Regions from separate parts of the Homo sapiens genome. Here region 1 is linked to region 2. Evidence: read pairs that join two places in POLR2A ChIA-PET (ENCODE). Cell type or tissue: A673. All regions are shown on one strand. Each heading gives the region's core, and the rest is flanking DNA. Links, peaks and the distances in the headings are about the cores only.

What was found. Peaks named below come from ENCODE experiments on the same cell type or tissue, not always from the same donor. Only the 100,000 strongest peaks of a DNase experiment are listed, where the experiment ranks them.
Region 1: POLR2A ChIA-PET joins it to region 2 with 22 read pairs; 4 of 35 experiments call an interaction of 5 or more read pairs at or near these places.

What each region holds. Positions count from the first base shown.
Region 1 is chr1:41,885,464-41,888,380 of GRCh38, reverse strand. All of the region lies in intron 1 of HIVEP3 (HIVEP zinc finger 3), which reads left to right. Among named protein-coding and RNA genes, the nearest start is that of HIVEP3, 32 kb to the left of the region's middle. RefSeq lists a silencer at 58-267. In A673, for the core only: no CTCF peak of the experiment used is centred there; no DNase peak of the experiment used is centred there.
Region 2 is chr1:41,781,676-41,784,592 of GRCh38, reverse strand. The region is part of intron 1 of HIVEP3 (HIVEP zinc finger 3); the gene reads left to right. Among named protein-coding and RNA genes, the nearest start is that of HIVEP3, 140 kb to the left of the region's middle. In A673, for the core only: no CTCF peak of the experiment used is centred there; a DNase peak (open chromatin) is centred at 1,232.

The sequences.
Region 1 (2,917 bases), core at 92-2,591, 100 kb before region 2:
GTAAAGACTGTTTAAAATCAGCTGGGCTAGGCCGGGCGTGGTGGCTCATGCCTGTAATCCGAGCACTTTGGGAGGCCAAGGTGGGCAGATTACGAAGTCAGGAGATTGAGACCATCCTGGCTAACATGTTGAAACCCCATCTCTACTAAAAATACAAAAAAAAAAAAAAAAAAAAAAATTAGCCGGGCGTGGTGGTGGGTGCCTGTAGTCCCAGCTACTTGAGAGGCTGAGGCAGGAGAATGGCGTGAACCCAGGAGGCGGAGCTTGCAGTGAGCTGAGATCACGCCACTGCACTCCAGCCTGGGCGACAGAGACTCAGTCTCAAAAAAAAAAAAAAAAAAAAGTTCAGCTGGGCTTAACAGTAGAGCCTGGGGTGGGGGTGTGATGGGAGCATTCTATATCTCCACTGTCTGACTCAGAAACCACTGGCCACATGTGGCTATTAAGTATTTAAAACGTGGTTACTGCAACTGAAGGACTGGATTTTTTATTTCATTTCATTTTTATTAATTTAAATAGCCGCATGTGGCCAGGACCACCATTTTGGACAGTGCAAGTTTAGGGAATGTGACACCCAGAAGAATCAAACCAGATTCAATTATATTGTTTGGGGATTTGGGGCTATTTATCTTTAATCTGGGCACTTGGTTTTAACAGAGTCGGGATTTGTCAGTTGCATACTCAGGTCTTCAGAAAACCTCTTGCTGTCTGCTCAGGTGAGGTAGAAGCCACATGTGCTGGCTGCAGTGATGGTATCCAGTTTACAAATTCATCATCCTTTGACCTTCTCCACTAGCACCCTGACCCTTGTAGCCCAGGCTGCCCTATGGATGACTGGGCACAAATGTGTGAAGTTCAGGGGATCCCAAAGTCAGGGACCAAGTTCTCTAGTCCTGGGTCTGCCACTTCCTGGCTGGGAAAGTTATTTCACCTCCAGGGATGGGTTGAGATTTTGTAGGGCTTGAAGTTTAAGCAACTGGGGGACCTCTTTAAGAAAAAGAATATAAAATTACAAATACAAAATTAGGTACCATGGTGAATATTTATTTAGAATAAGAAAATAAATCACATTCAATATACGTTTTTAAAACCTGACATGTATCACAAACTTTATAAAATCCAGAAAAATAACAAAATATTTTTATTATTTGCCTGTGAAACCTCCATAATACTTTTTTCCCTGAATATATTTTGGCTGAATACACTTTGATCACCTCTTCATATGATAGTGATTTTGTAATTTTTCTAAAGGGAGGTTGCAAAGAAAATTTAGCTTTTCTTCTAGCATGACTGACAATATTTATTTTTTATTATTGATAGTTACATTGCATAAAACATGGCTTCAGACACAGACATCCACTTTTTTTTGTTTTACTGCCATAGGTTTGGGTCCTACAATACAGGAATTTTGATAAAATATATTTTGTGTAATTCCCACCAAAAAGGGGGAAAATGTCTGGTATATTTATAACTGTATTCATTATATTATCAAATACATTTCTGATAGGAGAAAACTTTCTTTTTCGAATAGGCATCAGTGAAAACTAAATTTTCCTTCAATTCCACATGTCCAAAGACTGGAAGAAAGTTCTATGCTCTAGCTTCTGGCTCTGTATAGTTCTTTTTTCTTTTCTTTTCCTTCTTTTTTTTTTTTTTTTTTTTTTTTTTGAAATGGAGTTTCACTCTTGTTGCCCAGGCTGGAGTGCAATGGCGCGATCTCAGCTCACCACAACCTCCGCCTCCCAGGTTCAAGCAATTCTCCTGCTTCAGCCTCTCGAGTAGCTAGGATTACAGGCATGTGCCACCACACCCAACTAATGTTGTATTTTTAGTAGAGACAGGGTTTCTCCATGTTGGTCAGGCTGGTCTTGAACTCCCGACCTCAGAGGATCCGCCTGCCTCGGTGTCACAAAATGCTGGGATGACAGGTGTGAGCCACCGCACCCGGACCGCTCTGTATATTTCAATCCTATTTTTTCTCCCCTATTTTTATGTCTCAGGTGCCAGGTATTGCACCTTTGAGTCTCAAAGCCATTGAGTTGTGGAAAGCTTAGCACTGGAAGCCATGGGGACAGCTAACAATCACTTGACTTTGCATTAACGTGACTGTGAACAATAGACATAAATCCCACTACACCCAAACTAAATTTATCCCCAAATTAACTTTCCCTTATGCTGGATCCCAAAACACCTATAGCTACTGTAACACCATTCAATATGAACATGAGGGGAAATGTATCAGGAGGAGACATCAGAGTTGAAAGATACAGTGCTCTTCATCAATTGCAGTTAAAATATCTTACTACTGCAAATTTCATTTAAAAATTACATGATTCTAAGAATATATTGCTAGGGCCTTGAAAGGGGTCCATGCTGGCAGGGCCCTGAAACTTTCTTCCTTAGCATCACAGTAAATCTGCACCTCACTGCTCTGAGCCTTGGGGTCTTCATCTTTAAAATGGGAAGAATAGGATCCATTTTATAGAATTATCATGGGTATTCAGTGTGCTATATTTGAAAGCTCGTTTACCTTGTGCCTGGGAAAGAAGTGCTCAGAAATAGGAAGGAAGGAGGGAAGAAGGGAGGGAGGGAGGGAATGAAAGGAAAGGAAGGGAATGGAAGGGAAGGGGGAAGGGAAAGGGGAAGAGGAGGGGGAAGGGAAGGAGGAAGGGAAGGAGGAAGGGAAGGAGGAAGGAAGGAAGGATTTTATTTTATTTTTTGACGGAGTCTCACTCTGTCACTCAGGCTGGAGTGCAGAGGTGATCTCAGCTCACTGCACCCCCTGCCTCTTGGGTTCAAGTGATTCTCATGCCTCAGCCTCCGCGTAGCTGGAACTACAGGCATGCACCACCATGCCCAGTTAATTTTTATATTTTTAGTACAGACAGGGTTTCCCCATGTTGGCCAGGCTGGTCTC
Region 2 (2,917 bases), core at 114-2,613:
CCTGAGTGCATAAGTGTAAGCTCCCCACTCACCTAGGTATAAAAGCAGCAAGTCAAGAGCAATTGCTCTCCCTGTTCTGGGTCCCAGGACTCCTCTGGAGCAATGCTGTCCAGTAGAAATATAATGCAAGCCACAAATGTGAACCACACGTGTGATTTTAAATGTTCTGGTAGCCACATTTAAAAAAGCAAAGAGAAACAGTTGAAACTAATTTTAATAGCTTATTTTCTTTAACACAACATATCCAAAAGGTTATTTCAACATGTAGCCAATATTAAAAAAATTAATAACAGATTTTACATTCTTTATTTTTTCATACTACATGTTAAAAATAAAGTATGTGCTTAAACCTTACAATATGGCCTAGCCACATTTCAATAGCCACAAGTGGCTAGTGGCTTCCATATCCTGTAGCCCTGCTCTAGGGCAGGGGAGGTGGGACCCTGGGCTTCCCCCAGGAACCCTGCTCTCCCTGGAAGCACAGCTGCCTCCCTCCTGCCTGATTGTCATGTGCCTGTCTGCCCCTCTGCAAACCCAGAATTCCCATCCTTCTTCCCTACCTACTCCCTGCAGAGCCAGGCAGCTTTTTACTTTTAAAGCGTTTTACTTTTACTCCTGGCGACCCAAGAAGTCTGATTCTAAATCCACCCCAAGAAAATGGACAATAGATAATACCGCCACCCTGCTGCACCCTTTTTGGAAGAGTTTCCTTCCATGATTTTGCTGCATGACCACTTGTCCTAACAGACCATTGCCAGAACAGCAACTTCATTGATTCTAGGGAGCAGCCTTACCTTTCTCCCTTTCTGAGCGGGGTTCAGCCCTCGAGGGGCCCTGGGTGATTTTCTGGCCCCTTCATTCTGAAAAAGTAATACCCACGAATGTCATCTCCAGCAAGACATCTCCTGTATGTATAAAATAAAGCTGGTGCTCTCAGAAAGTTTGAGGGAAAGATGATCTATGCGAGTGTGTGTGTCTCTGTGTGTGTGTGAAGGAGCACAGAGTATCTAGTGACTGGCAAGAGTGTCCTGAAGGGCCCTGGTAGCTGTGAGGTTGCCCGCATCCCTCCCATCACCCTGCGAGCCCTCCGGCCTATGCCACATTGCTTCCCTCCCTCCCACTCTCCTTTTGTTAAGTGGCACACGGAGAGGTTATTTATTGTAGCATTCTGACAAATAAAAGCCATTCCTCTGATTTACAACCGTGCCACCCCCTCTCTTTGAGTCAGTGTGTGATTCATCTCTTTAATGTGATCCTTCCGAAGCGTGTGGCTCACTAGGGGAATGAATACGGAATGAATCCTCTCTGCCAGCCTTCCTCCTGTGGCTTCTCACTGCTCCTCCTGGCCCCAACACCCACACCCGACAACAATCTAGTCCGTGCCAGCTTCTGCCAAGGGCTTACCATGTTTCTCCTTTTCTCCTGTGATTCTGTCCCATTGGTGACTCTGTACTCGGTTCCCAGGAGAACTTAGCAGGGGCCCTGAGGACAAACACCCACCAGAGTCAGCTGCATCCCCAAAGATTCCTTTTGTTTTGGGAGGAACCCAGGAGCCCTGGAACCTGGTTTGGTTTCCAGGTTTGAAAACCACAGCCCTGGCACCCTGAAGCCCCGCTGCTGATCTGAAAAGGAGTGACATTGACAGGGAGTGTGGGGGGAGTGAGGTGTTGTGGCCCCCACCCCAGCCTCCAGGCTCCTCCGTTCTGACCTGGTCACATCATCTCCTAAGATTTTCCTTGCTTAACTCCTCCTTCATTCATTCATTATATTGTGGTCTTAAACTCCTCTGTAGTCACTTTTCTTTTTGTAAAATTGTGGTATGCATTAAAATGTTACTATTTAGCCTTTTTTTTTTTTTTTTGAGATGGAGTCTTGCTCTGTTGCCCAGGCTGGAGTGCAATGGCTTGGTCTCAGCTCACTGCAATCTCCACCTCCCCGGTTCAAGTGATTCTCCTGCCTCAGCCTCCCGAATAGCTGGGATTACAGGTGCCCACCACCACGCCCAGCTAATTTTTGTATTTTTAGTAGAGACAGGGTTTCACCATGTTGGCCAGGCTTGTCTTGAACTCCTGACCTCGTGATCCACCCGCCTTGGCTTCCGAAAGTGCTGGGATTACAGGTGTAAGCCACCATGCCCGGCCCCATTTAGCCATTTTTAAGCATACATTACAGTGGCATATTCACATCATTATGTGACCATCACCACCCTCCAGCTCCAGAACTTATTTTGCCTCTCCAAACTGAAACCCTGTACCCATGAAACAGTGATTCCCTTTCCCTTCTGCCCACAGCCCCTGGCAATCACCATTCTGCTCTCTGTCTCTATGAATTTGACTACTCTAGGTACCTCACATAAGTGGAGTTATACAGTATTTGTCCTTCTTTTGTGACTGGCGTATTTCTCTTAACATAATATCTTCAAGATTCACACATGTTGTAGCACATGTCAGAAGTTCCTTCCTTTTCAAGGTTGAGTGCTATCTGGAGTGTGCATATATCCATGCCACATTTGGTTGAACGATTCATCCATCAAAGGTTGGACGCCTGGGTTGTTCTTGCCTTTTGACTATTGTGTCACACTCTTCTCCATCCTGGGCATTTCCCAGTGCCTAGAACATTCTTTGCTTTTGAGGGGTTTCTGGTATGGGTGGAAGGCTGACTCCTTATAATGCATAGAGATCACCTGGGAGCAGAGGAGAGACACCTTAGAACAGCAGGAGGTGACAGGAGAGCTGAGACTTGAAGAGCGACAAGTGACAGAAGGACATGGCAGCAAAAGAAATAACATGTGCAAATGCTCAGAGGCAAGAAAATCTTGGTTTCTTCCAAGCCTGCAAGTAGCTAGGCCTGGCTACAGTCAAGGAGGCGTATTGAGGAGCAGTGGATATGGGGCCCATCATTAAGAGCCAGAACACCT